Regions from separate parts of the Mus musculus genome. Here all the other regions are linked to region 1. Evidence: chromatin loops called from intact Hi-C (ENCODE). Cell type or tissue: heart. All regions are shown on one strand. Region 1 overlaps Gm41297 (a long non-coding RNA gene). Region 2 holds the start of Gm34590 (a long non-coding RNA gene). Region 3 has its middle 10 kb from the start of Zfp706. Region 4 has its middle 35 kb from the start of Gm41301. Region 5 holds the start of Zfp706 (zinc finger protein 706).

What was found. Hi-C counts contacts between places; a loop is a spot of excess contacts. Peaks named below come from ENCODE experiments on the same cell type or tissue, not always from the same donor. Only the 100,000 strongest peaks of a DNase experiment are listed, where the experiment ranks them.
Region 2: a loop joins it to region 1, with 10 times the contacts of the local background. A loop is called at or near these places in 3 of 42 quality-filtered maps.
Region 3: a loop joins it to region 1, with 2.6 times the contacts of the local background. A loop is called at or near these places in 11 of 42 quality-filtered maps.
Region 4: a loop joins it to region 1, with 2.9 times the contacts of the local background. A loop is called at or near these places in 10 of 42 quality-filtered maps.
Region 5: it touches region 1 in a loop (4-fold over the local background); 11 of 42 quality-filtered maps call a loop at or near these places.

What each region holds. Positions count from the first base shown.
Region 1 is chr15:36,713,797-36,718,796 of GRCm38, reverse strand. It overlaps Gm41297 (a long non-coding RNA gene), which reads left to right. Exons shown (of 3, transcript XR_875152.2): 3 at 674-915. Among named protein-coding and RNA genes, the nearest start is that of Gm41296, 6.7 kb to the right of the region's middle. In heart, a CTCF peak has its summit at 2,556; DNase peaks (open chromatin) are centred at 2,336 and 3,436; H3K4me3 peaks cover 1,064 bases; H3K27ac peaks cover 1,246 bases.
Region 2 is chr15:36,936,737-36,941,736 of GRCm38, reverse strand. It overlaps Gm34590 (a long non-coding RNA gene), which reads right to left and starts at 3,742. Exons shown (of 8, transcript XR_875167.3): 1 at 2,719-3,742; 2 at 1,577-2,126. In heart, no CTCF peak of the experiment used is centred here; a DNase peak (open chromatin) is centred at 2,956; H3K4me3 peaks cover 1,656 bases; H3K27ac peaks cover 2,336 bases.
Region 3 is chr15:37,015,133-37,020,132 of GRCm38, reverse strand. No RefSeq gene overlaps it. Among named protein-coding and RNA genes, the nearest start is that of Zfp706, 10 kb to the right of the region's middle. In heart, no CTCF peak of the experiment used is centred here; no DNase peak of the experiment used is centred here.
Region 4 is chr15:37,097,991-37,102,990 of GRCm38, reverse strand. No RefSeq gene overlaps it. Among named protein-coding and RNA genes, the nearest start is that of Gm41301, 35 kb to the left of the region's middle. In heart, CTCF peaks have their summits at 634 (motif pointing right), 1,359 (motif pointing right) and 2,498 (motif pointing left); a DNase peak (open chromatin) is centred at 2,390; H3K4me3 peaks cover 634 bases.
Region 5 is chr15:37,003,075-37,008,074 of GRCm38, reverse strand. It overlaps Zfp706 (zinc finger protein 706), which reads left to right and starts at 673. Exons shown (of 4, transcript NM_026521.4): 1 at 673-947; 2 at 4,253-4,389. The coding sequence starts at 4,255. LOC115488529 reads right to left here and starts at 2,369. Exons shown (of 2, transcript XM_030248876.1): 1 at 2,365-2,369; 2 at 1-1,219. The coding sequence starts at 2,369. The coding sequence ends at 271. In heart, a CTCF peak has its summit at 2,097 (motif pointing left); DNase peaks (open chromatin) are centred at 644 and 1,484; H3K4me3 peaks cover 3,842 bases; H3K27ac peaks cover 2,049 bases.

The DNA.
Region 1 (5,000 bases):
ACACTATGTAAGAGCTTGTTATTCTGTATTATCTGGGTCAGTGGTTCACAATCTTTCTAACGCTATGACCCTTTTAATACAATTCCTCATGTTGTGGTGACCCCCAACCATAAAGTTATTTTTGTTACTACTTTATAACTGTAACTTGCTACAGTTATTCATATTTACATTACAAATCACAATGTAAATATCTGACATGTGGTATATCTGATATGAGACCTCTGTGGAAGGATCGTCGGACCCCCAAAGGGGTCTTAGTCCACAGGCTGAGAACCGCTGCTCTGGGGGCATGGTGAGTGGAAGCAAACCTGTACATGGTTCACCCAGACACCACCATGGCGGTCAAAGTTGAAGCTGCTCACTGTACCATATCAATTTCCTGACCCAAACACAGCCTGCGTGAGGCTTGACCTAGCCACGATGGGGACAACTGTACTTAATGTGCATGGCAGCTTCCTGCTTCCTCACCCCCTTGCTAACTCTGGGAAGGAAATCTCACTGAGGGTGTCAAGAGACCCAAGGGCCTGCATGGGGCCCGCTCACAGCATTCTCACTGGGTCCCGCTGGTGCCTACTCTGTCCTGGGAGCCCTATTTAGCACACTATAATACCAACTTACTTCATCTTTGAGCCTAATCCATGAAGTAAGTTTTAATATTGTTGCCATTTTACAGGAACCGGATTTAAGATGTGGAAAGATGACATCTCTGGCCCGGGGTCACACAGCTAGTAGCCACTGATTGAATCCAGACTATTTTAATGAGCGTTCAGATTCTTAGCCCTCCCGCTGCAGTGGGAAAGACTTAATGAGAATGTGAACTTACAAGTGATTACTTTTTCGGCCTTTCTGACCCTTTCATAGCAGTCTTATTTATAATAGCCAGGAGCTGGAAAGAACCCAGATGTCCTTCAACAGAGGAACGGATACAGAAAATGTGGTACATTTACACAATGGAGAACTACTCAGCTATTAAAAAAAAAAATGAATTCACGAAATTCTTAGACAAATGGATGGAACTAGAAAATATCATCCTGAGTGAGGTAACCCAATCACAAAAGAACACACGTGGTATGCACTCACTGATAAGTGGATATTAGCCCAAAAGCTCCAAATACTCAAGATACAATTCACAGACCACATGAAGATCAAGAAGAAGGAAGACCTAAGTGTGGGTCCTTTGGTCCTTCTTAGAAAGAGGAACAAAACACTCACGGGAGCAAATATGGAGAGAAAGTGAGGAGCAGAGACTGAAGGAAAGGCCATCCAGTGACTGCCACACCTGGGGATCTATCCCAGATACAGTCACCAACTCCGACACTATTGTGGATGCTAAGAAATGCTTGCTGACAGGAGCCTGATACAGCTGTGTCCTGAGAGGCTCTGCCAGAGCCTGACAAATACAGAGGCAGATGCTCGAAGCCAACCTTAGCACTGAGTGCGGGGGGGGGGGGGGTCCCCAGTGGAGGAGTTAGAGAAAGAACTGAAGGAGTTGAAGGGGTTTGCAACCCCATAGGAAGAACAACAATATCAACCAACCAGACTCCCCAGAGCTCTCAGGGACTAAGCCACCAACAAAGGAGTACACATGGCTCCTGCGGCATATATAGCAGAGGATGGCCTTGTCATGCATCAATGGGAGGGGAGGTCCTTGGTTCTCTGAAAACTTAATAGATGCCTCAGTGTAGGGGAATTGAGGGCGGGGAGGCGGGAGTGGGTGGGTGGGTGGAGAGAGGAACACCCTCATAGAAGCAGGGGGAGAGGGTATGAAATAGGGGTTTTCTGGAAGGGGAGGAAAACTGGGTAAAGGGATAACACTTGAAATGTAAATAAATTTAAAAAAAAAAAGATTCAGAAACTTATAAGCAATTACTTCATCAGCCTTTCTGACCCTTCCTGTCAAACCCCTTGTTTCCACCAGACACTGAATATGTACCTACTGTGTGCAAACTGTTGGCCATAGTTCTATGTGGGCCTCACAGACAAAGAATAGTTGGTGCCCTTAGGAAAATGCCCATAGGAAGCAGACTGGTGCAGCTCTCTGGTCAGGAACACTAGCATGGCTTTGCTGGTCCTTGAGTCCCTAGGGGTGGGCAGATGTGACTAGAACAGGCCTCTGAAGAGGGCTGTGGGCAGGTGCGGCTGCTAGGAGAAAGCTTCTTAGAGCATTAGCTCTCTGCCGGTTCCAGACCCAAGAACAGGCTGACTTGGCCTCAGCCACCAGCATCCAGCTGGTCACGTGCTTCAGGCAGCTGCTCTTTGTTTTTATCCTTCACCTGGCCTCTCTGGCCTCTCCGGTTTCTCTGGGGACAAATTCCAGAGTTTTGGAGTTCTGCTTGGTCACCCAAGGACAGACCCTTTAAGAACTTCCAGTCCAGTGCTAGGGACATCGTGTCCTAAGGGTCCTTCTGCCCATCTCCAGAGTGGTAATTAACCGTCCCTGGTAAGCCAGCATTACGTAAGAGGATTATGAAACTAACAGAAGGGTCTGCGATCTGTATCTATAAATAGGCACAAATATCATTACTGCGCCACTGTGAGGTTCAGAGCCATCTAGCGGTAGAAAATTGTATGTGCAGCTCTTGCAAATCCGCTCGAAAAATTATTCTTTTATGTTCTAAATGTGACACTTTGTACATAACTAGACCCAGAGCCTCCGGGTTAAACTATGTTGAGAGAAAAAAGGGGGAGTCCCTGTTTTTAACTTTTAGAGGTCATATCCTTAATAAAGGAAGTCCCGCCCTTTACATGGTGTGTAACTGAGAAATTCCAATGTGGTGACTGTATTTATGCGAGCCTCCTTTTCGCGTTCGCGAACCCAGATGCACGACTGTTTCGATGCTATTAGATCTGTCCCAATTTCATATTGACTGCCGCTGATTAACATGTCCGTGGGCCCGAGAATATTCTTTAAACCTGAGCGTGGTTGTCTCCTCCACACACAGTGCTGTTTCCTGTTTTGTTTCTCCTGCCTCAGTCAGAAGACTGGGTGGGGCCTGTTACTGAAAACCAGAAAAAGGACCACAGCAACGCATCTTTCAATGGCTTTTGAGTTTCGATAGAGTTGAACTTTTAGGAATCATAAGAATTGAAGACATAAACTAAATGTGCAAAGTGTGTGTGTGTGTGTGTGTGTGTGTGTGTGTGTGTAATGAACTTTGGGAAAGTGTATAACACAGAGTCAGAGAAGTGCAGGCATTACAAACTGTTCAACCTTGTTACACTCTGATACTGTATTCTGAAGACACCAGGTCAGGTTACAGTTCCAGCAGCACTATGTATGTGTATGCATTTGTGCATACATGTGTGTACATGTGTACACGTGTGTATACGTGCATGTATGTGCATGAATGTGCTGTGCGCACATATGTAGGAATATGTGTACGTGTGTACATGAGTATGTGTGCATGTGTGTGCCCATGTGTGTGCCCATATGTGTGTAGTGCACTTATGATGTAGATCCTCATCCACACCCAAAGGAACCCCCTGGCCAGCTGGATCCCCATCACTGAGCCCTGAAACCAGAAATGCTTTCCATTGTTCAGTCATAGAATGGGAGGGTGTGTTTGAGAGAATAAATCCCAAACATACCTCCGTTTTACCGGGGGAGGGGAGAGAATGAATATGCAAATTAGAACTAAATTGGATGAAAACTATGGTAAACATGTTATTTTTAGTGCTTACATTTGTGGATGAACATACCTGCTACTTAGTCACTAGGGAAAACAGAGTCTTTTAAATATGACTCAAAGCTGGGAAGAATCGAGCACACCTCTGATCCTGGCACTCAGGAGGCAGTAGAGGTGGATCTCTGAGTTCCAAACCAGCCTGGTCTACAGAAAAGGTTTCGAACACAGCAGGGACCACACAGAAACCCTGTCTTGAAAATAATAATTATAATGATAATAACTATGACTCAAGACACTTTGAGGAAAAGAACCATTCTCCATGACTGTCCCCCATAGGAGGGGAAGGAGAGGAGAGAAGGGGAACGAGGAAGAGGGGGAGGAGGGGAGGGGAGGGGAGAGGAGGAGAGGGTGAAGGTGCAACAGAGAAACACTTGTATAACTTGTACATTAGTCAGAACAGATGGCAGTCTCAAATGGCTAGTTTATAAAACTGTAAGTAGAATTTATACAAACTCATGTGCTACCCTGGGTTAATCAAACCAGGAAGTGTGAGCAGTGCCTTGGAGGGCAGAGGAAGCCCACAGTGGATGCTACAAGAACAGGACCCTAGAAAGCAACTACGCTTGTCACCAGTCACCAGTCACAGCACATTTTTTTTTTCCCAGACAGGGTTTCTCTGTAGCCCTGGCTGTCCTGGAACTCACTTTGTAGACCAGGCTGGCCTCGAACTCAGAAATCCACCTGCCTCTGCCTCCCAAGTGCTGGGATTAAAGGCGTGCACCACCATGCCCGGCACATTTTTTTCAAAATTTATTTTTACTTATATGAATGAGTATTTTGCCTGCAAGTATGGATTCCCTGGAAGTGAAATCATGAGTAGTTGTGAGCTGCCATGTGGGTGCTTTGACTTGAACCCAGGACTTCTAGAAGAACAGTCAAAGAGTTCTTAACTGCAGAGCCAGCTCTTCAGCCCCTACCACATGTTCTTGGCATTGACAAGGGGATGGGTATCACCTGTCTTACCCACCCACCCTCTCAGCTATGCCAGCAAGCCTCATTATCAACCCAGTGGGCTTTGAACACCCATTCTCTTGAAGAGGAGCTATGGAACAAGAAAGACTGTGTGGGGTGGGGGTTGGAGGCAGGAGGAGGAAGGCTCAGAAGCTGTGGGACAGTAAACCACAGCAGGAAGCCTAGTGGGTAGAGCGGGTCTGAGTTTCCAGATACCCAGGGTACACGCCTGAGACAGTAGCAGCCTCCCTGCTGGAACACGTACCACCCTTCCCACATGAGGAAACGTGACCTGTGGTCACATAGGCCCAGAAGGGAGTTCTCCACGTTAATGAGGTATCTAGAGGCCCTGAGAGTTTAGCT
Region 2 (5,000 bases), 220 kb before region 1:
GGTGTGCTGGTGTCCTACTTAAGGTGTCTATTGCTGTGATGAGACACCAAGACCAAAAGCAACTTGGGGAGTGTGGTTTGAAAGAAATGGGCCCCATAGACTCAGCTGTTTGAATGCTTGGCCATAGGGAGTGGCACTATTAGGAGGTGTGGCTTGTTGGAGTAGGTGTGACCTTGTTGGAGGAAGGTGTCACTGGAGGGGCAGGCTTTGAGGTCTCTTGTACTTAAGCTACATCCAGTGTGGTACGCAGTGTCCTTCTGCTGCCTGTGGATCAAGATGTAGAACTCTCAGCTCCTTCTCCAGCACCATGTATGCCTGCATGCTGCCATGCTTCCTGCCATGATGATAATGGACTAAACTTCTGAACTGTAAGCCAGCCCCAATTAAATGTCCTTTGCAAGAGTTGCTGAGGTCCTAGTGTTTCTTCACAGTGATGAAACCCAAACTAAGACTAGGACGATAGGGTTTATTTGGCATATGCTTACAAATCACTTTCACCATGGAAAGAAGTCAAGGCAGGAAGTCAAACAGGGTAGGAACCTGGAGGCTGGAGCTGATGCAGAGGCCATGGAAGGGTGCTCACTGGCATACTTCATGTGGCTTGCTCAGTCTGGTGTCTTTAGCCCAGGGAATGCCCCACCCCTATCAATCACTAATTAAGAAAATGTCCTACAGACAAATCTCATGGAGACATTTTTCTTTCTTTCTTTTTTCTTTTTCTTTTGTTTTGTTTTGTTTGTTTTTTGAGACAGGGTTTCTCTGTGTAACCTTGACTATCCTGGAACTTACTCTAGACCAGGCTGGCCTCAAACTCAGAAATTCACCTGCCTCTGCCTCCCAAGTGCTGGGATTAAAGGAGTGCGCCACCACACCCGGCTGAGACATTTTTCAATAAAGGTTTCCTCCTTTCAGATGAGTCTAGCTTGTTTTAAATTGACATAAAAGGCCGGGCGTGGTGGCGCAAGCCTTTTATCCCAGCACTTGGGAGGCAGAGGCAGGCAGATTTCTGAGTTCAAGGCAAGCCTGGTCTATAGAGTGAGTTCCAGGACAGCCAAGGCTACACAGAGAAACCCTGTCTCGAAAAACCAAAAATATAAAAAAATAAAAAATAAAGTTGACATAAAGCTATCCAGCATACCTGGGATGGAAAAACACAGTAGACCATGACCAGAAGAAGTGTAACTGCAGCTTAAGGACTGCTAGGGCCAGGGGCATCCTAAGAGGTCACATTTAATCCAAACCATGAGAAAACCGAGGCCTAGAGAAGTATCCACTCTGCAGCCTCCTGCTGGTCTCGAACTGATACAATGACAGAATGCACATCACTTAAACTGCCTGTCAGTCATTTTGCTTGGTGATGAGAATTCAAGGTGAAGGAGTACACAGTCTTTGCTACCAAAGCCTACTGTCAAGGCAGGGTATGGAAGGGCGTGTGGAGCAAGTACCACCATAGGACTGCAGGATCCAAATGTGCTCTGGAAACCTGGCTGGGGTGGAGGTAGGCCTGGGACAGGAGCCCCAGATGTCAGCATTGGGTCCCTTGAGTGATATCTATGGATTCTATTAACAAGCTTACCTTTAAAAAAATCTTGTGTACTGAGCCATCCATCAGAGATTGTGTGGCAGGGGTTGTTCAGGGAGCCTCAGGGAGGGCAAGTGGCCTCCCTACAGTCCTGAGGAAGGTGATAAGCTTTAACCCACTGCCTCTCGTTTCTAATGTAGTCTCTGGGTGGGGTCTTAGGAGAGTCCGACAAAGGAGGAATCCATCATGAACATACCTGGTTGGGTAGCTCTTCCTCAGGCCATGTGAGCGCGTAAACCAGGTATTCAGGTCTGAGAAGTCCAAGTTAAACCGCACAGACAGGGCCTCAAGCTGGCAATGATTTTGACGAGTAACAAGGACACCCCCCAGGGAAGTCAGCCACGGAGCTGAGGCTTACTGCATTGTCTTATGCTTCCTCAACACAGTCCTGAGATAGCCCAGGGAGCAACTCCATTTTACAGACGGAGCAACCCAGGCGTTTAGAGAATAAATCCCATTGCCCAGTGTCACACGATCACCAAAAGTGAAGATTCAGGTGGTCAGTCAGGCCTTTGGCCATGTTTGCAAGCACTGTACCATTGAGCTGCATGGTGAGAAACCATTTTGTTTTGGAGGATAAAACAAGACTGAAGCATGATGCTCCACGCCCCCCCCCCCCACACCCAGTCCCCCTCTCCTAGCTCTATTCCCTTTCCCCGTATCTATATCAGGATTAGCTATGCAGTTCTGCAGACCCCTCCTCAGGCCTCTGAACCAAGGCTTGCATTTAAACACACCCCAAGGGCGTGCACCTTTGGTTATTTCACACTCTGGCCCAAGCAACACTCACCACCTAGGGAACTTTACTCAAGGCCAGGGTCACACACCGCTGAGTGGGCTGGGTCGGTGGGACTGGGTGCAGACTGGTATCTGGTATTTATTTATTTGTTTGTTTGTTTATTTATTTATTTTATTTTATTTTATTTTATTGTGCTGCCGCCGCCAGGAGAATGTCGCGGGGTTCAACCTTTGAGGTCTATTGAGCAAAAGCAAGGTGGTGGTGGCAGTGCTGAACAGTGATGTCACTGCGGCAGAGCCAAAACCTAGATAGGAGCGTGCAAACAGCATCACAGAGGATGCCATGGTGACAGGCTAGCGACAGTGCAAGACCGTTTCGAGGGGACTCCTGGGCGTACCTGACGTTGCGATGGCAACAAAGTAGCGCGGACGTCCTTTCCCAGTGCCTGGCGCCTAGTTCGCGCGCGCACGCGCGCACGCACGGGAGCGGCGGATGGGGCGAGGACAGGGACGGGGGTGGGGTAGGGGAAAATGCAGCAGTATGCGCAGGCTCAGAGGTGTGGGAGCCACGGGGCGGCGGCCGGTGGGGCGGGGTGACTCAGTGCGCGGAGGCGGTGCGGGGGCGGCGAGCGACCGGGAGCCAACCGCAGCCGCCGCGGGCCCAGCCTGCCTGGCAACAGTCTGGGCCTCCCTCCCCTCCACCCCTACCCACGAGGAGAGGGTGGGGGTGCTGGGCGGCCTGCAGGTGCGGCGTGATGGCACGGCTTTGTCCCCGCACGGCATGGAGCAGTGCGCCGCCCGCCAGAGCTGAGTCACTGCCGGGTGTGTGGCCAGATGGCCCCACCCGCATGGATGCAGCCCTTGGCCCAGCCGGGCCTGGTTGTGGAAATGGACGGGTTAGGGACAGGGCTTAGGGGTGGCTTCTGTGAAGCGCCCCAGGGGAGGGAGAGGTCCAGTTACCCCCGGCTAGCATGGGTTAGAAAGCCCAGTAGCCACCGCAACCCCTTAGAGGGGCTGGAGGCAAAGCTCAGACAGACCCGGAGCAGCGGGGGCCCAGGAAGGTGCCTCCTTGCCTGAGAGATTGGTACAGCCCCAGTGGCTGGCCTAGTGCCACGTGGAGGATGTGAAAGAAATGTAGAGCCCACTACCCTGTTAAGTAAAAGTGGGGACACCTGCATTTTAACAAATATCCCAGCTCTTTTCACACTGGCAGCTCGTGCAGTGCACTTTGAACATGACCCGTGTTTAGAAGATGGGCCATGGAGGTTGCCTAGAGAAACATAACTAGGGTCAGCAGTTAGGGTAGAATCGGTCAGCAGCCCCCCAGATGTGTGCTTATGCGCACAACCCAGTGTGCTGCTCTACAGTAATTCCATGAAAGAGTAAACCCTACTCTGAACTTTTAGTTTTGAGAGGCAGGGCTTGACCTCGAGGGATTCCTGCCTCAACTCTACAGGCTGCCTCAAGTTCCCCACCCACTTCTGGGTTCTTCTGTGGTAATGAACACCACCTGCAACCAGCAGCAGCCACTGGCACTTTGGTGCCTTTTGTTGTTTTTCTGGTTTGCTACGGTGTGTGGTTATTGAACATTGAGCCTACTAGACACTAAGACACATGAAGTCCTGACCTCTGTTACTTCTAGATGTCAGCTCAAGCCGAGTTTTGTTGTTGTTGTTGTTGTTTACATAATCTCCAGTTGAAAGGTCTGCTAGTCTATCAAAGGAGGACAGAGAAAAAAATTCACTGAAAATTAGGCTTAAGGCAAATTTAACCCTTCGCTTGGCAAATGTCATCTAATCCCCGTTAAGAGCCCATAGTGGAGAAACACTCTGAATAAAGACAAGTTACATTTTGAGCAATTTGAAGTGTGGACACAGATATATCTGGGGGCAGATGGCTTTGATTTAAATCTCAGCAATGCCACTTTGTAGTCACATGACCTTGGGCTAACTTGTGGCATCCAGTTTTCCCTTACTGAAGTGCGTTGACGACATGTCACATGCTGCCTGAAGAGATTTACAAGGTTTGCCGTGTAGCCACCACTTTACAGAGGAAAGCACAGCTCAGGAGCTGCTACAGATGCCCCATTTGCAGTTGAGCCCTATTGCCTGCCAGCCCTGCCCTGGGCGTCCTCTTGCCTCATGACATGGCCATCAGGCAATAGCCACGAGTGTGGTCAAGTATGACTAGCGTGTGTGTCTCTGTGTAGTTAGTAACTGTGTGCACCATGAATCAGCACAAACAGGGTCCTGGAGTTAAGTCAGCTAATTCATACTATCACTTCCTGAGATAGGAATTAGTGTCTTCATCTTCATCTCTCCGGGAAGGAAGCAGGAGCACGGAGACTCCGAGAAGCATCTGAGAAGCCTGCATTCTCAGGCCTTGGTACCTAACCACTGCATTGTGTGGTTGATATCAGGTAAGCATGTGGGTTACATAGCAAGTGAGAGGTGAGGGAGTTCACCTCTCACTTGACCCATCAGACAGCAAGGCTGGGATTTTCAACTTTCGTCAGCACCCTGCTTCTATGTACGAAGCTCCCTTCTAGCCCCTGAAAATTGGTGTCAACATGAGATTGTTTAGAGGGGCTTTGCAAAGCTTTGGGTTCAAGCAAGCATCCAATCCAAGATTGACACAAAGTCAGCCTTCAGGGAAGGCATTTTGGGATTCAGAGACTGTG
Region 3 (5,000 bases), 300 kb before region 1:
ACACACACACACACAGTGGAACTTAGTCAGCCACTCATTCTCTAAAGAATGAAATGATGTCGTTTGGAGGGAAATGGCTGCGCTAGAGAGCACCATGTTAAGCTGAGTAAGCCAGACTCATAAAGGTAGATATTGCATGAATATGAGGGTGTCTATGTAGAAAGATTGTAGTGAGAACTTCAAAATGCCTGTCCTGTCCTTCTGCAGGCTGCTCACTGGCCTGGGACACTCTAGGGATTCCCAGTCTAAGGCATGCAGAGCACTGATGTACCAGCTGTTATAGCAGCCACCTGCTCCAATACCAAAGTGCTCAGCAGGAACACCCCTGTAGCCCCTGCAGGTGCTGATAAGTGGGTTTCTTGGCAGCTCTTTTCTTATTCTTTTTTGAACCCAACATATCATCTGTGGGAACAAGACAGGAGAGCGCTCTCACAACCTCAGGGCTTCAGCTCAGTCTCTGTTGGACTTGTCTGGTGAGTTGACTCATCGTTTTTCCTAACTGGGCAGTAGCCAGATGTATTGGTGTCACTTAGGAGCACGCCCTCCTTGAATGCTCATTCAGCTGTATTTCCAGTAATTTAGACCTGCTAAGTTCATTCACATTCCAATACCTATTATGATCTGAAGTTTTAATTCTGCTGCTTCATGATCACAACCCAGAAAAAGCATTCTGCAGCATGCAAAAGGAACTGCTGAGCCAGCTGGGACAAACCAGCCCATAACTGCAGCTCCAGCATCCCTGCAAAAGATCACCTGTTGGAAATTAAGGAATCCAGGACTCCTCATATTATAATGTGTGTTCTACAGAAATAAAAATCGGGGTAAATATGTATGTTTCCCCTAAAACCTTTGACTCAAATCAAGAAAACACAAATCTCATCCCATTTCTTTTACTGTTTTCCTTGCTCTCTGCCGTATCTGTCACCCAAACTCACAATGCTTTATTGGACAGACAATTTCTACTCAATTCTGATTATCTTTTAGTCACCAGCACAGTCTTAAATTATCTGCTGTCTGTCCTTCCCTCTGGCCAGCTGGGTTCTTTCAGAAGCTTCAGATTCCTGAAGGCCCACTAAGCCAGGGCGCCAAAGTCAATGAAGTAAGGCAGGGACAGTCAGGCCCTGAGCCCAGCAGCAGGTACAGGCAGCGGGCACACTCCTGAGCCCAGCAGCTAGTTATAAACACTGAACTGACTCTAAGACAATGGGGCAAGAGCTTTGGGATCCCATCCTCTGAGCAGGAAATATGCAGTTCTGGTCACAGACTGCAGTGGAATAATCACCTGGCATATGTAAGCCATGAATCAAGGCATGGGCTTGGTGACAGAAGGGTCTGTGTGCATCTCTCCTCCCCACTGACACACCAGCAAGTGTGAACAAAGTCCAGCTGAGGTTAACTTGTATACACACTCACCTTAAAAATCACAAGTGCACCCCATGTGATGGCCATTTGATAGCTGTGGATGAAGCCACATACAGATTTTCATTTACCCCAAATAATTTATCAAAGATGTGTTTCATCTATTTTTTCCAGATCTTAAATTTGAAGACAATGATAGTTCTCTTTAAGTTTCATGTTTTAATGACTTCCTGAAATTAAAGAAAAATAGTTAAAATGTCAGTTAGATACTCAGGATTAACTCTGGAATTAAGAAGGACATAAATATATCAGAGCAAATTTATAATTGTATCTCAAGAATTCAAAGTGTTAGCACAAAAGGAGTACTCCAAATCTCTCACTCTTCAGGTTGAGAAACAAGAAACAAATATTTCCCTGTGTAACCCAGAGAAGTAGCCAGGGAACAAATTTGGTTTCCAGCACTGGCTACTCTTAAGTGTAACACATACAACACACAGCATCAGCAACGATGCACTCTGATGGCTTAGGAAATGAAGCTTTCAATCCCACCACAGCATGGCTTAGGGGTTTGAATTTCAGTTCTGGGATTAGGTAAAGCTGAATTCTCTATCCTAGCCCTCCACACCTGAGTGACAAGAGAAAGCTCACGGTATCTGTTCTTTATCAGTAAGTATGTGAGAGCTGATCAGACCTGCTCTGAAGGCTGCATGTGAAGGGCAGGGACATAACGCAGGGGCTGGGTAGACTGCGGCCTTCACTACTATCTTCAAGAGGCTTTAGGTAATAATAAATTGACTTTTACATAGGGAGAGCACAAGGGACCTAAGCTAAGTATAATACACTCCATGGCTAACTGTCCTCAAGAAGTAGACAAGAGCCATACGGTCTATCCATCCTGACAGGTGTGCTGTACTGCCATGAAGTACTGGAAAGCTACCTGGCTCTCCCAGTGACTGGCTGTAAGATCAGGCATTGGTTATATATACAATGCTCTGTCCTGATGAACCAATTCGCCTTATGTGTAAGAATCAGAATGTAGAGCATTCCTCAGTTTATACAGACAACAAATAAATGTAGGTCGCCATCTCACTATAAGCACTGATTTCTTTTTTTTTTTTTTTTTCTTTTTCGAGACAGGGTTTCTCTGTATAGCTCTGGCTGTCCTGGAACTCACTCTGTAGACCAGGCTGGCCTCAAACTCAGAAATCCACCTGCCTCTGCCTCCCAAGTGCTTGGATTAAAGGCGTGTGCCACCACGCCCGGCTATAAGCATTGAATTTATGTGTGGAGGTGATGTCAGTCCCAAGGATGGGAGGAGAAAGACCACCAACCCAAATCTTCATGGCCAAATTAATTAAAGCAAACAATTGATTAAAACAAGACTTAAAAAACAAACAAACAAACAAACAAACAAAAAATGGGCAGTGGTGGCGCACACCTTTAATCCCAGCACTTGAGAGGCAGAGGCAAGATGACTTCTGAGTTCAAGGCCAGCCTGGTCCATACAGTGAGTTTCAGGACAGCCAGGGCTACACAGAGAAACTGTGTCTCAAAAAACAAAACCAAAAACCAAAACAAACAAGCAAGCCTTTTTTTTTTTAATTCATGTACACATGATACCTTTCTCTAAGGTGGGGTTCAAGAAGTCAACAGTGGCATGAGGAAGACAAGGTTTTTATAACATATACATGTATATGTACATATATATATATATATATATATATATATATATATATATATATATATATGTAGGAGCTTTCCTAATGTGGGATCTGACAAGCAAAATAGGCAGGGTTAGAGTAGCAGAACACAAGCGTAACAAGCTAGTTCTAACAACCTCCTGTGACAAAGCCACCGTCGCAAGGTGGGCATAAGAAGGAAGTCATGACTAGGCAGTCATCCATGCTCAGATAACCTTTTGAAGGTAAGGCTGAAGATGGTTATTATACGTTTTGAAACAAAGACATAGTTGCCATTTCCTGGAACAGGCACTACAGAACTATTTGTATGAGATTACAGGTGGGGCATAACCCAGTCCTTGAGAGACAGAGGTTTCATCATAAACAGGAATGAACCTAGTTGTCGTTACTACAAGATGGCTTTCAAGCTTCAGATAGAGGCAGGCTGGCTCATCAGTGACTATGAGGACACAGAAAACCAACACCATGGGAAGAGAATGCATTAACTACATTGTTTAAGGGGAGGCCCACGAAGCACCTCAGGGCTATGTGGGGAGTACTGGGGTTTGGTCAGAGGTAAAAAGAGCAGAGAAGGGAAGGCTGAGGCGAGAGCCCTTTTTTTTTTTAATTTTTAAATTTTTTTTTGGTTTTTCGAGACAGGGTTTCTCTGTATAGTCCTGGCTGTCCTGGAACTCACTTTGTAGACCAGGCTGACCTCCAACTCAGAAATCTGCCTGCCTCTGCCTCCTGAGTACTGGGATTAAAGGCGTGCGCCACCACGCCCGGCCGAGAGCCCTTTTTGTAACCTTCCAGAAGGCAAGACAGAGTTGACTTAAGTTGCATAACTTCAGCAGGGCTTTTTGTTGTTGAGCTAGGCCCTCTCTGTACGTTATCATACTGCCTGGTAGTGAGCCTGGGATGGCCAGGCAGAGAGGACACTGATCATCTGACGCAGCAGAAACAGGAAGTGTTTGGGGGACACAGACTTGGAATGGACTTGTTTGCATATGAAAGGTGTATTCCTGGGCAAGCTGTATTATCTTTAGGAATTAGTACATCCCAGAGAGGGGCAGTCTCTCTCTAGGGCTGTAAGCCCTCTAAAATGTCTAAAATACAGGAAAATATTACTAATAAAGTCCCAGAAATTTCAACAAGTAGTTTTCCTTAATTCATACTCTCCTCTGTTCTTCCTTCAACCATGGGATCTACATTCATGGATACAGATATAATTTTTACTTTATATATAAGGAATACAGGGTCTTCCTTTTCAAATTTTCATAGATGGGTGATTTTTGCTTTCTGTTATATGTAAAATTCATCAATACCACCACCACCATCAAAATCCCTGACAAGTCAAGTCAGAGAAGTTCAAGGGCAGGAGCCTTGGAGTCCCTCCGACCAACTCCTCCATGGTCTTTCTGGTAATCCATCAGCAGACATACTTCTGTGCCTTCAGGGCTGAACTATTGCTGAAATCAAACCAGAGCATATATTTATAGCAAACTGAGTATGTAACTAAAGCACTAGAGCCACATCCACCCCAACAGCAGTTATGTTTGGGGCGCCACTAGCCTTCTCATTGAGTTCTCTCCTTCAAAGTTACCATCCAGAGAAGTGGTTGCTTAAAGCCTGCCCAAACCTCCGGAAGTTATAAACCTATTGAGGTGTTCTTAGGACACACTTTTCTATACCGTGTCATCTTGCTGTCACCAGCACAGAAAACAGGACTCAGACACATCAAGACCACCCATCAGACTGAGCCAACTGTACAGACTCAAACTCTGGGCAGAAGCCCCATCCCCACCCCACCCCACCCCCAGTGAATCTCTGTGCGAATCCCTGCCTGGAGAAAAATTTGATTGTTTCCCATCCCATTGCCCAACAACAGCAAAGCAAGGCAAGGATGGACACGTTACGTCTAAACAGCCTGTCCTCAAGTTTATTTATCTTCTTGAAATCTAA
Region 4 (5,000 bases), 380 kb before region 1:
GATGGTTAGCTAGATCGGAACTCCCTAGTTAGAACCATGACTTGGGTGTGAAAGCCCTTGCCCTAGGAGTGTAAAGACCTCACACCTGGCTTCTAAGACTATAGCTGACCTTAGATAGAGCTGACTTTGTCTCAGTTGTTTTATTGCCCAGTTCCTGCCAGTCTTTGCATTTTCATTCCTCTGTTCTGTGTAAGAGTCATTAAGCATCTGGTTACCTCATTTGTACCTTGCGAATATGTCACTCAACTTCCTTATTGTCTTTTGCATAAAAAGTCTGATGCTCGATTTGACATTACATTCAGATTCCACACGAACTCTCCTGTGTGCGTCTGTTTGTCACTCATCCTACGCTTTGTCCACCCGCAACTAGAGACCCGTTCCACGCAGACAAAGGGGCCCAGAGGGTCTGTGGCATTTCTCTATTCTGGTTTTATGTTTGTGAACCATGTGAAATCTTAACCACTGTATTGTGTTAGCTTCGCAAACACACACACAAACTGCACATACACAATGGTGTACTTCAAGCAGCTGGGTGTGTCCTGCATGCCCTTGGCCAGCCTTTCTTTCCAGCTAATCCACGGATTTAGCCTTTGAGGGAATTTTAGACTAACCCTAGTTTACCATTGTCCAGAAGATGGTGCTGTGGCCTGAGGGAAGGCAACCTGAAGGTAGAAACTGGCACTCTCTCTACCCCTAACAGCAGGCTTTTCTCTCAGTCTGGAGTCTGCATTGCTACATCCTCCTTTTCTCTGAAATCTTACAAACATTATTCATTCACCACAAGCCTGTGAATGTAAAATGTACAAACTGTGTAGCTATGTAGCCATTTGTCAGCAACAGCTCAGGACTTGCTCTGGCCCAGGCCTGATTCTAAGGCCTGGGGTGGGGGTGGGGGTGGGGGGTAAAGCAGACAGTTAAGTCTACACATGTACAAGAATTTTCCAATGGCTTAGCCAAACAACAGAAAGCAGTCTGGACTGCTTGCTGTCCTCAGATACTCAATTGAAAATAAGCAGGCTTTTTGTTTGTTTATTTGTTTGTTTTGTTTTTAGAAACAGAGTTTCTCTGTATAGCCCTGACTATCCTGAAACTTACTCTGTAGACCAGGCTGGCCTTGAACTCAGACATTTGTTTGCCTCTGCCTACAGAGTGCTGGGATTAAAGGCGTGTGCTACCACCACCCAGCTAACAAGCAGGCTTTTAAGGGGCAGGTGGGCAAGTATTTGGGGAGAAGTGACGTGTAGCACAGAGGCCTGAAAGTCTCCAGCTAGGTAACCCCAATGCATACATACCCCTTTCTGTTTAAGATTTATTCTTATTGCATGTATGCATGTGTCTGTAAGGTGATGCAGGATCCCCTGGAGACCAGGAGAGGGCAGTGGATCTGCTGGCCCTGGAGCTGCAGGTGGTTGGGAGCTGACTGGTGCTGGTTTGGGGTCCAGACATGGGTCCTCTGTGGGAGCAGTAGTGTTCTAACCACTGAGTCATCTCTCTAGCCCCTAGGGGAACACTTTATAGTGCCACCTCCCCTCATTTGTCCTGGTCCCCAAAGCCACAGCTCTCTTTCACTCTACTCAGTCACAGAAACTTTAAAACATACAAGACAGAGAAAGAGCACTCAAGAGAAAGTCAGTGTGTAGTACCACCCAGCTTCCAAGGTCACTAACAGATGGCCAGCCTTCTGGGGCTGCTCTCCATGGCTCAGAGGCCAATGTCAAAGAGCCGCTCTACTGGACAATCTGTTCCCTGTCTGTGCTAACTTCCAGAGGCTGCCCACTGCTTCTGACCATTCCTTCTCCCACTAACCACCCTGGTCTCCTGCGTCCCAGTTATAACGGTCCTTATGGTCACATTGCATATGGCCAGGCAACTTGAGATAAGCTCTGTATTTCAGCATCCGTAACTACCCTATCTGTAAAGTCAATTTGACTCAACTCCACAGTTGGGATTAGGAGGTAAGACAACTTTGTGGCCAATTTTGAGCTTAGCACAGGAGAGGGGAAAGCTATCAGATATCCAGACTCACAACCACCTCACAGCTGTGTCCTCTCTGAAGGTCTCTGTGGATGAATAACTGATAACAGCCACTGTGCTCCGGGAAACCTATCGATGGCCACTCATTTGAGGGGAGGCATCTGGGAACCTTTTGGTTTTGTAGCAGAAAATATGTAGCTCTTTTCTCTTGTGCATATGGAAATTTCTTAAAACTGTCAGTGTCCATTCATAACTAGCTGAATGGTTATCGTCATCACAGGAGACTGGTCGCGGGCTGATGCTATCTATTCTGCTTCTATTATATCGGCTCTGTGTCTACTTGGACCAGATCCGAGCATTGACTCACTTTGACAGTTGAAGATCACTGCTGCTGGGTACTTGGCTCTTCATGTAAGAAGTCCAGCTGCCGTGCTGGAAGGGAAATGTCTTGTCTTACAAGGGATTGCCCTGACTGGGTAGTAAAGGAAAGAAGGGACAGACAATCAGGTAGGTCGTGCTCCCTCTGCTGGAGCAGCACCATTACTGCACAGCAACCCAGAACCTAGGCTTTTTTTTTTTTTTTTTAAGTGCAGCATAGTGGGAGTGGCTCACTAGTCTACGTAGATCTCTCTGGAGAGGAGCAGTCTCAGGCTGCAGTTATCCAGCATGATGAAGCTGCAGTTGCTCATTTCTGCACATACTGCACACATCTCACTGAGAGAAAAAGACTTTACCATTCCTCCATTTCACCGGGGCGGGGGCGGGGCGGGGGCGGGGCGGGGCGGGGTGCTGCTCCCCGTGCATCTGAGGCTGTGGGGTTTTTGACATAGCCTATCATGTCAACAACACACACTCACTCAGAGCTTCCCCTGCTTCCACACAGGGTTACCTTGGTTACTAAGAAATGCAAAGGACCCAAGTCACATGCTTATCAGTTGCCTTCTGTTGTGATAAAACTCTGTGACTAAAAGTAACTCAGGAAGGAAGAGTTTCTGTTGACTTACGGTTCCAGAGGGGAGAATCCATAATGGTGAGAGAGTCCTGGCAGCAGGCAGCCTTAGCAGGGAGCTGACAGGTGACATCTTCTACTGTAAACACAAAGCAAAGAATGAACTGTAGTACTGGAAATGGCTAAGCTATAACAAGCTTTTTCCTAGGCTCCATAATTCCCCTCAAACAATGCCACCAACTGGGGGCCAACTATTTAAATATGTGAGCCTATGATGGACATTTCTTAGTCAAATCACCACAGCGTCGTAATTGTCCCTACTAGATATACGAGCAAGGCCATTGCTCTACACCAGACCAATGGTCAGATGGACAATACCGTATCAAGGACGAGGAAACCGCCAAGGCACGTTCTCCCAGAACTCCTGATCCACAGAGCAATGAGTGATAGGAAAGGAGATGCAATATGAAGCCCTCTATCTTGGGGTTGCTTGTTACACAGCAACAGTGATCTCATTGGAGACTGTTACATAGTACACTGTGTGCTAGCTGCATTCTGTAGATCCTGGGAGTAGAAACTGAAGGGTGTCCAGCATCAAGTCCAAGTCCACCTCATAGACAATGCTGGGCTTCTTCTCCCCACACATGAAAGGCTGATGAGTCAGCTTACAGCCAAAGCAGGGACCATGGTCAGGGAGGGCGGGTCAACAGAACTGCTTAGGGTGGCAAATGGAAGACAAACAACTCTGTTGTGTCAGAAAGCCTGTTTCAGCTCTAGTTACAAGGGTGTAAGTGGAGAATAGCAGTTCTCTGCTTCTTTTAATATTGTCTCTAAGTGTGGGTGTTATTAAAGGTTTGACATAATCTGATGTTACATTCTAACTCATTTTTAATATTGAACAGAAGAAAAGGCCAGGGGAATAGTCTTTACCCTCCTGAGAGTTTGAGAAGTAACATATTACTTGCTAATGTATTATGCAATCCATGTGTTATATAATTTACGGACAAGTTTATTCCTCTCCTGTCCTAAAATGACCCTTCTCTCTTGTTTGTCTTCTCTGCTTCACATGCAGTAATGCCTTTCCTACAGTGTGGTAAAAACATGTTTTCAGACTGTATGTGAGTCTGAGACTGCTTATTTTAAAGTCGTTTTCAGAAAGATATAAACATGCATGCAGGCACTCACACATGAACACATTCTTTTCTTGTGTATTAAGATTCCAGTGTTGATATTCACACAGGAACACACACACACACATGCACGCACACACACACACACACATGCACGCACGCAAGCACGCACGCACGTGCGCACACTCACACGTACACATGCACTCCTTTCTTGTCTAGTAAGATTTCTGTGTTGATATTCTCCCAGGAAGTCATAGAGAGTTCCTAGAGTAGCGCATGAGTGTTACTTACTAGCCAGCCCATAATAGGTCAAAGCAGAAGGGAAGGGAGGGCACTCACATAGGTACAGACAGAAGCCTAGGAAAGCAGGACGCCACAGCCACAAACGGGTGGAGGTGGGTAACTCTCCACTTTGGCAGACCGTCTGACTATGCTAAGTTGGTCTTTCCTGCCTGGAGAATGGAGGTACAGCTTCTGTGTGCCTGAAGTCATCTGAGGAAGACACATTGAGTGCCTGCTGCAGGTCCCACAGCCAGCCCAGGGGAAGGTGTCCTACTCGGACTCCAGGAGGGATGCTTTGTACTAATGCTGAGAATTCAGTGGTGACCAGGTGGATGGAGAGGCCTGAATCCTGTAGCATCATTAACCTCTGCTGTGCACACAGAGAGGCCTACAGTAGCAGACACCTTCTTGAGACCACCAAGCACACCGTCAGCTCTGAACAAATCAGAACGCAAGACCTGAAGTTCTAAATTCAGGTTGTATGTTGTTTTCCAAGTCTTCAAGCACCATCTAGTGAAATTTTCCCCATTAAGACCAATAAGTAGTTATAAAGCATGGGCTTTTTTTTTTCCAAGACGGGGTTTCTCTGTATAGCCCTGGCTGTCCTGGAACTCACTTTGTAGACCAGGCTGGCCTCGAACTCAGAAATCCGCCTGCCTCTGCCT
Region 5 (5,000 bases), 290 kb before region 1:
CCACCACTAGATGTTAGAATTGCAATCGCTCTTAATAAGGTATCTGAAGTTCACAACGTGGTCTAAATCAAGTGGAGGCGGGGAACGACCTTTTATTCTTTCCCCAAGTATTAGCAATCCAATAGCCAGCCTGCACAGGCCAAGCGAGCACGTTAGGATTTAGCCGATTTTTCAGGCTCAAGTCTCCATCTATGTGAAAGTCCCTAGTAAGTCAAAATACCCTGAGCACGGAACCAGTGAGGGAACAATGGCAGCGAGTCTGGCAGGGGGTCATGGCCGAGCGGCGGCCACGCGGGGCCCCGGACGCGACTCCCCCGCCGCTCCGGCTAGCGCCTTACAGGGCTCCCGGCTGGCCAGGGAAAAACGAGGGCGGCGGGGCAAAGGCCAGGCCGGGTGAGTGAAACACGAAAGAGTGACTGCTGAGCCACTCGGCCGACAGCCGCCCGTAGACCGGAGGTCACACACCGCAAGGGCAGGGGGACACGCTGAGACGACACCGAGAGAGCGGGCGGGAAGCAGAGGGGCGGGCGAGGGCCCCGCAGTTCCCGTCTTAGGCCCCGCCCCCGCGCGCTTATGTAACAGGGGAGAGCTGCCATTGGCCTGCAGACCGGAAGGACGCGGGCATGCTAGAGGGGCGGGGCAAAGCCGCCGCAGGAAGGTGAGGGGCGGGACCGCGCGGGCAAGCAGGCGGCGCTGAGGCGACTGGGAGTGCGGCGCGGCGTGCGCGGGCACGAGCGACGGGCCTGCCTCGGGCTCAGGCGCGGCGGGCGCGCGCTGCGGCGGGTGTGCGAGGCGCGGGCTGTTGTGCTCCCGGCTCTGCTCGGTCCTTCCTCTGCGGGTGGCGGAGGCCCCAAGCGGTGCGGGGCTCGACCCTTCCTTCCCTACTCGTCCTGCCCAGCTCTTCTCGCGCTGCGCGGTCTCTCGGACGCCAGACCGGCCCGGCCCGGGTAAGCGGCGCCGCAGGACGCGGGAGCCGGGGCGGGAGGCACGCGGCGGCGGGAGGCCGGGGCGGGCGTCGGACTCCCGGCGGAGCGGGCGCGGGGCTGAGGGCCGCCGAGGCCTCGGGCGGGCCGGGCTGCAACCGTGGGGTTGAGTCTGCCCACGAATGGCTGTTGAGAGCTGGGATCGTGCCGCGGAGCCGACCTGGGCCCCTTGCTCTGGCTGGTTGCAGAGTGTGAGCCCATTTCCTGGCTCCCCGGCCTCAGAGTAAGTTGTTTCTCTTTAAGCGGCCCCTTAGGGCCTCCTTCTCAAGAGTCCTGGTATTCCAAGAACTCTTCCTGGTTCGTAGCTCATTTGCAGCCTCCTGGGAAAGCTAAAACTTTTATTAAAAATCAGCTGGTAACTGTTTGCAAACGATTTATTGCCTTTCAGTTTGTCCCACTTAATCAGGGAGCGATTTATACGTAAGATTTTGTCAAAAACTCGATGAGCTGGTCAAGAGCAAATTGTAAGTTGAACTGTCCGAAAGCAGGTGGTTGGATCGTTTGCACTTCTGCTTTCAGAAAGGAAATCTGTGCTGTCAGAAGTTAGGGGCCTGCCCCGCTCAGCTAGCCTGTTAGAACAGATCTCCTTTGCCTAGTGTTACATTTTGTGTTTATTGAAGCGTTTGCCTTTTTGTAACCGTTGGTGGTGGTAAAGAAAATGGGTTAAATCTTAGGTGTTCTGTTGTGTTTTAGGAGAAGCCCTAAACGCAAAAGTTAAAAAATAGTTTTTGCTTATCTGATGGCATTGTTTTTACAGCACGCTTCATGAAAAGGTTATCAAAGTAGCTGCTTTAATTTCTAGATGGCAAGGAAAGTTCTGGAATTACTGATGTGAGGTTCTGTAACTTAAGCATAAAACCCTTAAGATCTGTTCACCAAGTAATTCACATACATAAGCCATGCTTTATGGAAGAGTTAAGATGTTTTAGACAATCAGAATGATCTAGTAAAGATCTGATACTAAGACAGGGGGACATTAAGAGTGTTTTCAGGACTGGAGAGATGGCTCAGCGGTTACGAGCACTGTCTTCTCTTCCAGAGGTCCTGAGTTCCATTCCCAGCAACCACATGGTGACTCACAACCATCTATAATGGGATCTGATGCCCTCTTCTGGTGTGTCTGAAGACAGCGACAGTGTACCCATATATATTAATTTTTTTTTTTAAGGAATGTTTTCAAAGCATTGGTGTTCATGTATTGAAGACCCACCATCAAAATGTACTTTTAAATATGCCATTGGAACATGGTGAAGTGACACAGGCCTTAAAATCCCAGCCCTTAGGAGGCAGAGGCAGGCAGATCTCTGTGAGTTCCAGGCCAGCCAGAGATATGTAGTGAGACAACCCCCCAATATACTATTGAAACTTAGAGAATTGATACGGCATTGGTTTAAAAACACAAAAATGAAATATAATTTTCATGACAAACAGTTTATATTTGCCTTGGGTGGGAATCGAGTTCATATATTAGGCTGGCATATTAAACATTCTCATGGTTGGTGAAAGACTGGATGGACTTCCAGTTTGCTACGTAATACTAGTGGGAATGTGTCCAGTACGTGTGTGTTTGTTTAGTTTCCATTGTGGTGGGGGATGATGAGGAGAGCTTGATTGTCACTGAAACACTTTTGACTTTATATCCAGTAGCTAAAGAGAATTGCAGTCAGAAAAGGCCAACCCTCTTCATAGTACGGTCCCTTGTACATTCATGTCTTTTAGTAATTTCAAAGTTTAAAATGTAATTACAGTGCTAGTCAAAGTGGCATTGGACCTCATTTTAATGTGCTTCAAAGCACTACTCTGGTAGATGCTGGGTGAACAGGTTTAATTTGTGCTGTCTAACCAGAAGTCTGGTTTTAACAGGAAAATAATTCTTTTAAGTGACAATTGTTTTAACTCATTTTTGTTTACTCCAGGCCATTAGTAGTGAAGAATAGAAAGAACCTTTCAGCTTTGTAAAAGGTACCCTCACACCAGGGTTCTAATTTGTCTTTACAATGTGTGCGGCTGGGCCAGTGAGGTGGCTCAGCTGGTGAAGGCGCTTTCTGTCAAGCCCGAGGGTCTGAGTTAGATCCCCAGAACACAAGTTGTAGAAGAACACACTCACAAATGCTCTGTGGAGTATGTGTATCTGCGTGCACACAAATAAGTGTAGGCGTTTGTGTTTCTGTGCAGGAAAGTTTTCTTAAGGAAAACTCTGGATAGTACAATAGTTTAATGAAACTTCAGTACTAAAAGGAGTTGCTGTGTCCCTACATCTCTTTTCTAGGATTAGATGACAGCACTTATTTTAAAATGTGCAAATTGTAAGTCTCAGTAGTGGATGCTAGCAGGGAGAAACTACCTTTGTAATCAAATGACAAAGGAAGACTAAACTTTGGACTATCAAACTTTTGAAGGTTACATGTAAAGTAAAAGGAAGTAAAACCATAACTATATATACATATGCAGTAGGCATGGGAGTCTGTTGAGGGAGATGTGGTCTTGCTCTGTGGACCAGGTTGGCCAGGCCATGTGGTCTTCCTCCCTCTGCTTCCTTCCCAACTGCTCAGGCTGTGTGTTGATCTTTATTATTATTAAACAAACGCCTTTATAATCATTACCTGGTTTAAGATAAAGAATATTGTCAGCACCCTCGGAATGCTGCTTCTGTCACCGCCTCCCGTTCACTCCATAAATAGCACAGTGACCTCCTTAGCTGTGGATTTGCCTGTTTTGAACTTTATACAGGAAAGGCTTCTTTCCTTGACATAGAGATACAAACTTTATAGAAATAATTTATTCTGTTTGTTTTTGAGACTGGGTGTCTTTTTGTAGATCTGGCTGATCTGGAACTATACGTAGAATGGGCTAACCTCAGACACTCAGAGATCTGTCTGCCTCTGCCTGCTCAGTCCTGGGGTTAAAGGCACGTGCCACCACGTCTGGCTAGAAATGCCTTTTTTTTTTTTTTCTAATGCTGCCTGGCATTCCACTGTGTTATCTGTTTTTACCAATGATATTTGAACTGTCTGGTTTTAGAACAGGTTCTGTAAACATCCTTTTATACATTGATGTACATACATTTGATACTGTTGAGCATGCATTGTGAGGAATATACTCATTTGTCATCTAGCGGCATTGTGTGTGAGTTTGAGAATCCATTCACGCCACTTCCTGACCATGTCTGAAATTTACATGGTCAACTCTTATTGACTCATATTACTATGCTTAAATTGCTCTGTAGTAGAATGAAGAAGTCACTCTGGTGCCTAATCTTTTGTTTTTAGATATGGCTCGTGGACAGCAGAAGATTCAGTCTCAGCAGAAAAATGCCAAAAAGCAGGCTGGACAAAAGAAGAAACAAGGACATGACCAAAAGGCTGCTGCCAAAGCTGCCTTAATATATACCTGCACCGTCTGTAGGGTAAGGAGCCCAAGATGGCGCTTTCCTGTAGCTAGTTCTTACCCTGTAAAATGGAGAGGTTAAAGTTTCCCTACAACAAAATGGATGCCTTATTTGAACTAGTAGATGTGAGAGTGGTTTTTTTCCTAGGATATTATCTACAGTCACCCATTCAAGAAACATTTTTCCTTGGCCATGCACATTTCTCTTAACTGCTAGCTGGGAAAATGTAGGTAAAACAGTATCCTGCCCTTTGTAGAATAAAGGTGTCCTTGTGGAGTTTATAATCAATTCACTTTGGTTGCATTCTTAGTGTGGCTAAGGCTAAACCTTGTACAGGGCTGCCAAAAGTAACAGTGCCTGTATAATAGTTTTTTAACTCCATCTCCAGCAGATGCAGTGTGGACATATATGATACCACATATATTCACATTGAGAGCTCTTAGTAGAATTAACAAGTTTAAAGAGTTGTTTGGGAGTGTTTGCCATGTGTGAGTATCAAGGCAGGTGTGTTACCTGTAGTCACATGTTTAATCCACACAGCAACCACTGAGTTGTGCTGCTTCCTTCTCGATGTGCAGATGTACATGTTAAAAGTGACAAGCATAAGGTGTGCAGGTGATTCAGCAAGT